3 separate regions of the Mus musculus genome follow, and regions 1 and 2 are each linked to region 3. Evidence: chromatin loops called from intact Hi-C (ENCODE). Cell type or tissue: left cerebral cortex. All regions are shown on one strand. Region 1 overlaps Reep1 (receptor accessory protein 1). Region 2 overlaps Reep1 (receptor accessory protein 1). Region 3 holds the start of Reep1 (receptor accessory protein 1).

Region 1 (2,500 bases), 62 kb before region 3:
TGTGGTAAGCAGAGTTTAACCCAGATTTCAACCCCACCTCTCCAGTCTCTAGCTGGTGCTGTGAATAACCTGCACAATTGCATTGACAGCATCTCGAGGCTTTGTTGACTCTGGAGGAAGTGTCCTCGCCAGGGTAAGCCACTTCCTAGATCTAGCCAAGAAAGAGCTCCCAGTACTAGCACAGGCTCCTTCTGAACTTTCTTACTTTTTTTTTCTAATATTTTACTTTTAAATTGTGTGTATGTGTATCTATGTGTAGGTTTATGCATGTGAGTGCAGTGACTCTGGAGGCCACAAGAGGGCGTCAGATCCCTCTGAAGTTATAGTTACAGGAGATTGTGAGCCACCTAACATGAGTGTTGGGAACCTAATTCTAGTCCTCTGCGAGAGGAGCAAGCACTCTTAACTGCTGAGCCTTCTCTCTAGCACCCTCCCGACCCTGGAAATGAGAAAGGGCTGGTGAGTAAGGAAAAGGTCTATGCTCAAAGACCTTTAGCTTTTACATGCAGGTCAATAGTCTAGAGCCTGCAGGATCTCACACTCTCAGCCACTGTGCATATGCTTGCATTTCCCCATACCAGGACCAGATAGCCAGAGATGCTCCTATCTCTCAGAACCACTTACAATAGCGAACCCAAATCCTTCTCACGGAACCATGCTGACAGCAAGCCTCTGCCTCCAGAACCATCCTGGTACCTCCCCTAGTGGCCTTGTGTGGTGCTGCACTTCCTATTACTAGGGATCTTTGATGTGGACAAACATCTCCCTCCTGCCAGCCATTTTCAGGTCCTCAAGTCTGACCACACCTACTTAAAACAAACCCCAGACATCCTTACTTAAAATAAGATGCGGTGGGTAAAAGGGTCTCTTACGCTAGTCTGAGGGACCAAAAAGTAAGTCTTTCCCAGGCATCCTTCCCAGATGAAAGAAGCTAAAAATGAAAGCAACCCCTAGCGAGTCATTTCAGAGCCCTTCCAAACTCATACAGCTCCCTCTCCTCAGACAGCGGCCCACCTCACCAAAGCCCCTCTGCTTTCTGGCTTTAGCAGGCTCTTCCTGAATATTCACCAGTAACTGGGGTGAGGGTGGGGTTCTTCCCCGGCAAAGTCGGTTCATCTTTCACAGCTACAAAAGACCAGGGCTGAAAGAGGGGAGGCGTGATCGATGCTCCCCACCCCCAGAGTGGGACACAGCGCTCATTAAGAATGGAGGAACTTTTGTTTTGAAGACAAATTATTAGCCAGTCCAAGGGGAAAGCTACTGAATCCAGCAAGTTCACATACCAGCCTAAGAAACACAGACAGTCCCAAGGACAGCCATCAATCACACTAGAGCTCTCCTAGTTATTGTGTAAAAGAAATTTTTAAAAAGTAGGTCATGCATGCGCATAGTTAAGAAATGCTAAAGAATCCGAGAGCATACAGAGCTTCCCTCCCACCCAGGCCCTCTAGACTCTCTTCTTAATCTTTATTGGGCTAGGCCTATTCAATCAGGTGGGTACCTGTGATTCCCTTAACTGCCTGTTGGTGGCATTCTCTGTTCTCTATACCCCCGACACCTTGCTTTCCCTAATCTGCCCAGAATCAACAGTATACATTGGGGACCATCTCATACCAGAACATGGAAAGCTCCCGTCTCTTTCATAGCTTCCTATACATGTGTAAGCATCTCCCGGGGAAAGAGATTGATGACAAGCATCCATCATAAGCCAAGCTTCCAGCAAACCTCCCTGTATGTGCTTCTCTCTGTATGCACACCAGTGAGGCTATGGTCCGGGTACTCAGGAGTGGATGATCTGTATGCACTTTGTAGATAGCAGGAAACCGTCATTTAGATCTGAGTAACCACATTCTCACTGCACAGCCAACTAAGAGCCTCTGTCCCAGGCTACAGCATTAGCATTTAGGAAATACATATGTCTATTTGACCTTCCCAGGGGCCCCTCTGGACTGCCCAGCCTACCTTGATTCCCTGAACCATTTGCTATATAGATCACTTGTTTTTTTTTAGAATCTTTTTAGCATAATCCATCCACCCACACTGATGCAGCTTTTAAAAGCTTCAGCAAGAAGTCTGAAAAGATGTCCCTTGCTCCCCAGAGGACCGGAGTTTGGCTCCCAGCACCATGCTGGGAGACTCACAAATGCTTACACCTCCATCTCTGGAGAATCTGACACTCCTTCTTCACATATGCCTATAACGAGTGCAGACACATTCGTATACTCTCTCACACGCAAATACACTCCTAATACCTTTAAAAAGCAACAATAAAAAGTTTCCTGTTTCTGGACCTTTTGGTTCATTCCTTGGGCCTTCACTAGGCAGACCAACAGAGCATAGTACAGTGAAGATTCAGGTGGCAGTGTTTGGTGTGGCCAGTAGGTCTGCCTTTTGAGCACTGTCCCCAACCTGATACCAAGTAGCTCTAGACTGTATAGGAGGCCACTATTAGGCAGTCATGTCTATCCTGGTGATGGAGCCTGGTTTGTCTCTTTTTCTT
Region 2 (2,500 bases), 48 kb before region 3:
CTCAGCTCCCATCTCCCAAAGCCAGTTTTACCCAGAAACCTTCTAACCTTAACTGCCAAGCTCCCCCATGGGGAAGTGTGCACACCCCAGCCAACAGACAGCTGTTCTACTTGTCAGTTAGGTCTCACTCAAAATGAATGAGCTGCCACTCTGGCCATACACCAGGCTCCTGTGAGCTGAGTCAGCACAGAACGATTTACCAGGGTTTGATCTCGCCCAGCTGCCTGCGAGCAAGCGTGCTCAGCCCCTGCCCTGGAGCGGATCAGCCTTGAATTACAGAGACCTCAGTAAGGCCTCCCTCCCAGGCCCAGCTGCTGAGTACCACAGGTGGGGAGGGCTCGGGAGGGGGAAGCACTGGAAGAAGAAGCTGCCTATTGCTTTAGCCTGGGCTGTGTCAGTTGAGAACTGGGAGCCTCTGTGTTTGCAGCTTTTTGGCTATTTATAGCATGGGCACAGGGCTGTCCTCACACATACCAGGGATGGGCCTCCAGAAGTCACCCACTCTGGGTCCCCTGTTAGGAGCAGCTGAAGTAAGTGGTTCTGGGAACAGGGAGCAAGGGGGCTGGGCTTTGGTTGCAGCTGAACTGGAGGTGTTCATCATAAAGACTTCTTGGGAAATCCACGAAAATAATGACTTTCAAGCTAGCTCTGAATTAATCCATTCATACTTTAAAAGATTTTGCTTTTCCATTGCCATGGGCTCAGCTCTCTGCCAAGTGCTGCAGAGAGCTGATTAGGAACACCCCCACCCTCAAAGAGCTGACACGTCAACCAGGCTAAAACTGGTGTCGGAGGACAGACTGGAAGCGGGTCAGAACCAGCGAGCCAGGTAATAACCCAGGTCACATGGCTTCTCAAACCTGTGTGCCGTCTCTGGGGGAAGAAGGTGGTCTGTGGTCTGTGGTCTGCAGTTCCCCGGGTGAGGGAACTGGCCAGAGAGATGAAGTCACCATGGCACCTGACCCCGAGTCCCAGATTCAGTTTCTCCTTACAGTTCGCTGCTTTCCTCACTTTGATACTTAGGGTCTGGACAGGGGACAGCTTTGGATGGGGACAGGACTTCTGAGGAGTCACATGAGAAGGGTGATAGGTTCCCTTCTGCCACAGACCCAGACTAAGGGACAAGTTCCTCCACCATTCACGCTGAGCCACCCGCCCCCAGTGAGCGGCTTCACTTACATATTCTTTAATGTCCTTGGACTTCACAGCCTTGTATGAATAATATGCAGGATAAAGGGTGCCAAATATAAGCCTGCAGAGACGAGACAAAGGAAAAAGAGAGACATGATTTTCACCCATCCTGCTTGATGGAAATCATAAAACATCATATCCAGGGAACCATTCAAGCCAGGGAAATAACTCCCCTGAAGGTTTCCCGTTCACTGCTACATAATTCTTAGAAACACCTTTTCCTGAGACAGCCACCCACACACTTCCTTCTATCTTGGCTTGGGCAATATGGAAGGGCGACCAAGAATTATGGAGGTTAAGACAGGAGGAGACAGCAGCTAAGGCTCTGTGGAAGGATGGCTTCCTCTCCTGATGTTGATCTCCACCAGCAGATGCTGGAAGCCTAGGATCATTGAATTTGGCCTCAGCATCTTGCAGCCAGCATAAGCTTTCATATTCACAAATCTAACCAGGTCCACATCTCCTCCCATCAGCACACCTCCTCTGCCTTCACTTCTCTCACTAGGGTCAGTGAGTAGTTAACTCTCAGGCCTGCATCTGAGATCCATCTTCAGGGGAAGCTCTACCTGCCCGTTCTTGATACCTTACCTTTGTCAATGCTGCTTTCTTCTGGAATCTTCCCTGTCTTTTTTTTTTTTTTTTTTTTTTTTTATTAATACCTGCTCATCCATTAGATCCCGACTCCCACATGATTCTCTGGACACCCCTCTGACTTCCCAGACTAGCTCAACTCTTCCCAATGAACTTTCTCAGCATCTTGTACATAGCATCATGGTGTTCTTTCACTTGGCACTTTGATAGGCATCTCACCAGTGAACTATAAATGCACCGAGGGCTGAGCACAGGTCCTCATTATTTGCTCTAGGCGGACCTCAACCTGAAGACCTCCTTGGCTCAGCCTGCCGAGTACTGGGGTTGCAGGCATGCAACTCTATGCCTGAGAACAGGTGTTTTAAAAATTTATTCATTTGTGTATGTATTCAAATGGGTACCATGACACACACATGGAAGTCAGAGGACAACTTGTGAGAGTCAGTATTTTTGGTTCCACAATGTGAGTCCCAGGGATCGAACTCAGGTCATCAGGCTTGGCAGCAAGCACCTTTACACACTGAGCCATTTTACCCACCCAGTATATATTTATGTTTCTGAAACAGAGTCTCACTTTGTAGCTCTGGTTGGCCTATGTAGACCAGGACGGCCTCAGACTCTCAAGAGTTCTGGCTGCTAATGTCTCCTGAGTTCTGGAATTCAAGGTGGCACCACCACACACAGCCTAATAGGTATTTTTAAATGAACAGAGTGTCAG
Region 3 (2,500 bases):
CAAGCTTTAGTCAGGCGTGAGGCGTGGCAAGGCATGCCGGTGGCTTCCCTATTATTGATGCCAGCCATGCCACAGAAATCGAAATATTTCACATGCCACCTGAAGGTACAAAACAAACCCCCAGCAGCTGACAACAGCTGTTGGAGAGACCCTTGTGGAGTAACTTGATGGGCTTTGGGAGCAATGGGCAGAATGATGCCTGGGAGACAATGGCCAGGACTTTAAAGACGGCTCTCCTGGATGGCTTTGCAAATCAGTTCAGAAGAGGAGAAAAGAGATGTGTGTGCCCTGCACTGTCAAAGGGAGTTAATAGCCCCTCTTTCTTAGACAAAGAAAATGCTGGGCACGTGTTCCTCATCCAAGCCCCCCCACCCCCAGACCCATTTCAGTCCCAGGTCCCCTAAGCAGGTGCTAAATCAATCTTCCAGATCCAGGTAAGAAAGGTGAGAGGCAATATTGGAAATAAAACAAAAGTCCCCATCACACATCCCCCAAGGACTTCATACAGGCCTCACCCCAGATGACTCTGCTCTCCTGCACCGCCTGGGAGGTATCACTGCCACCGCCCTTGGGGGGTGGGGGGAAGGGGTGCTGTCTGTCACTCGGAAATTTCCCTGTGCATTCCTAGAGATGCCTGCCCCTGTCTCTCAAACCCCTGCAAAGGAGAGCAGGCAAGAGGAAGGAAGACATCTACTCCAAGATGCACACTAATGTACTTGCCACCTGCCTTTGCCTCTGTCTATTTGAAAAACCTAAAAAGGAGTATTTTCCCACTTCATTGAGTGCCCCACCTCCATCTGGCTACTCATCTCCGCGATGACCCCTTCAGGCAGCGCCCCTGGCTTGTCTGGACTGTATGTCATTTTCACCCGACAAAGCGCGGCGGCAGGCGAGCCCAAGGCATTTTCTTCCAAAGGAGAGAGAACGCGTGGAGCACCCACTCGGGGCCTCTGCAAATCCGCCCCACCCGGAATGGAACAAAGCAACAGAGAGAAGGCGAGACCCATTGCCCAGCCCCGGCAACTCCACCATCGTGCGGGGACCCACGCCCCGGTCTCCCTGCAAGGCGCCGCCTGCGCCCGCGGCTACCCATGGGTCTGTAGCGTCGCGCGTCCTACGCCGCCTCGCGCTGCCCGCGTCCCCAGGCAGCTACTGTACCTGCTAAATTTAGCGACCGCCGGGTATTAATAGCTAGCGACCCGGGGCTGGTGGTTCGCAGGGGCGCGCGGCCCTAAGGGGACATGGGGATCGGGAGGGAAGGGAAGAAGGGACACAGGAGAAGAGGCCACTTACACCACCAGCCTGGAGATGATCCACGACACCATGGCGGGCGGGCGGGCTGGCGCGGCCCGGATTGCTGGGCTGCGGGCGGTGCTGCGCTCCCGGCACGTCTGTCTGTCTGTGCACCGCCGCTGCCGCCAGACTGAGCGCACCCGCCCGGTCCGGCCCCGCGCTCGCGCGTTGGCGCAGCCGCGGCACGTTCCGCCCGCTGCCCCAGCCCCCAGGGGCTCCGCGGGCCCACGGCGATTGGGCGGCTAGCGGTGAGGGCACCAGCGCGACCCGCCCCTGCTCCGATCGTCCCAGCCCCAGAGCTGCAGCCAGGGCGGGTCCTCCTCCGCCCTCCTTGTGAAACCGTGTGGTGCGGTGGCTCAGTGCACTGGGCCTCCGAACCCCCAGGGAGGGCTGCCTCACCTTCACTAGGTGAAGTGGGGAAACTGAGGTCTGAATCTGGACTTTGAAATCCTGCCTACACCTGTCTAGACGAGGTTCTGTCATTCTTCACTTAGATAATACGCTAGCCTCAGGAGAAACCTGAAGCCTTCAACTAGCATCCCATAAGTCAACATCTCAGCAAGTGTCTGCCTACTGACAGCTCTAGTGTCCCAACTCGATCTCTTTGACTGCAACCCCATCACCAGTCACCGCGTGTCCCTTCAGTTGTTTCTACTGCAGCTCTCTCTCTCTCTCTCTCTCTCTCTCTCTCTCTCTCTCTCTCTCTCTCTCACACACACACACACACACACACACACACACACACACACACGTCAGAGGTCAACATGCAGGAGTCAGTTCAATGCAGTTGTCCCGGTGATAGCTCGGGCCATCATCAGCCATGGCGGCAAGCACTAGGGGAGCGGTCTCACAGACCCACACCTCAGACATTCCCTGTCCATACATTCACTTCTGTCTTTGATTCGTCCTCCAGCCTCAGCTCGGAGGGCTATGAGAGCCGAAGGGCATCATACATCATGACCCAGCAGTGTTAACAGAGCCATGTGGCATCTTGGGCAAAATGGAAACCGCGTTCAGTATCAACACGTCAATGCATTTTTAAAATATTGCATCATATAGGATTTGTCTTGATCACGGAATTTTATGGTGTCCCTTTAAATTTTGCAGCCAGGCTTTGTGACTTGCTTTGCTCATCCTGAGGATGGACCTGAACCAACTTCAATAGCACTTGAAAGCCTTTGTCCTTTTTATCCCTGGGCTCTGCTGC

Evidence for each region. Peaks named below come from ENCODE experiments on the same cell type or tissue, not always from the same donor. Only the 100,000 strongest peaks of a DNase experiment are listed, where the experiment ranks them.
Region 1: it touches region 3 in a loop (2.7-fold over the local background); 5 of 42 quality-filtered maps call a loop at or near these places.
Region 2: a loop joins it to region 3, with 2.4 times the contacts of the local background. A loop is called at or near these places in 9 of 42 quality-filtered maps.

Annotation. Positions count from the first base shown.
Region 1 is chr6:71,769,278-71,771,777 of GRCm38, reverse strand. The region is part of intron 3 of Reep1 (receptor accessory protein 1); the gene reads right to left. Among named protein-coding and RNA genes, the nearest start is that of Mrpl35, 53 kb to the left of the region's middle. In left cerebral cortex, CTCF peaks have their summits at 288 (motif pointing right), 1,323 and 1,524; a DNase peak (open chromatin) is centred at 1,675; H3K27ac peaks cover 591 bases.
Region 2 is chr6:71,755,116-71,757,615 of GRCm38, reverse strand. It overlaps Reep1 (receptor accessory protein 1), which reads right to left. Exons shown (of 7, transcript NM_178608.4): 2 at 1,180-1,252. Among named protein-coding and RNA genes, the nearest start is that of Reep1, 49 kb to the right of the region's middle. In left cerebral cortex, no CTCF peak of the experiment used is centred here; DNase peaks (open chromatin) are centred at 445, 1,205 and 1,393; H3K27ac peaks cover 1,592 bases.
Region 3 is chr6:71,706,795-71,709,294 of GRCm38, reverse strand. It overlaps Reep1 (receptor accessory protein 1), which reads right to left and starts at 1,614. Exons shown (of 7, transcript NM_178608.4): 1 at 1,294-1,614. The coding sequence starts at 1,325. In left cerebral cortex, no CTCF peak of the experiment used is centred here; DNase peaks (open chromatin) are centred at 187, 683, 979, 1,517 and 1 more place; H3K4me3 peaks cover 1,897 bases; H3K27ac peaks cover 1,459 bases.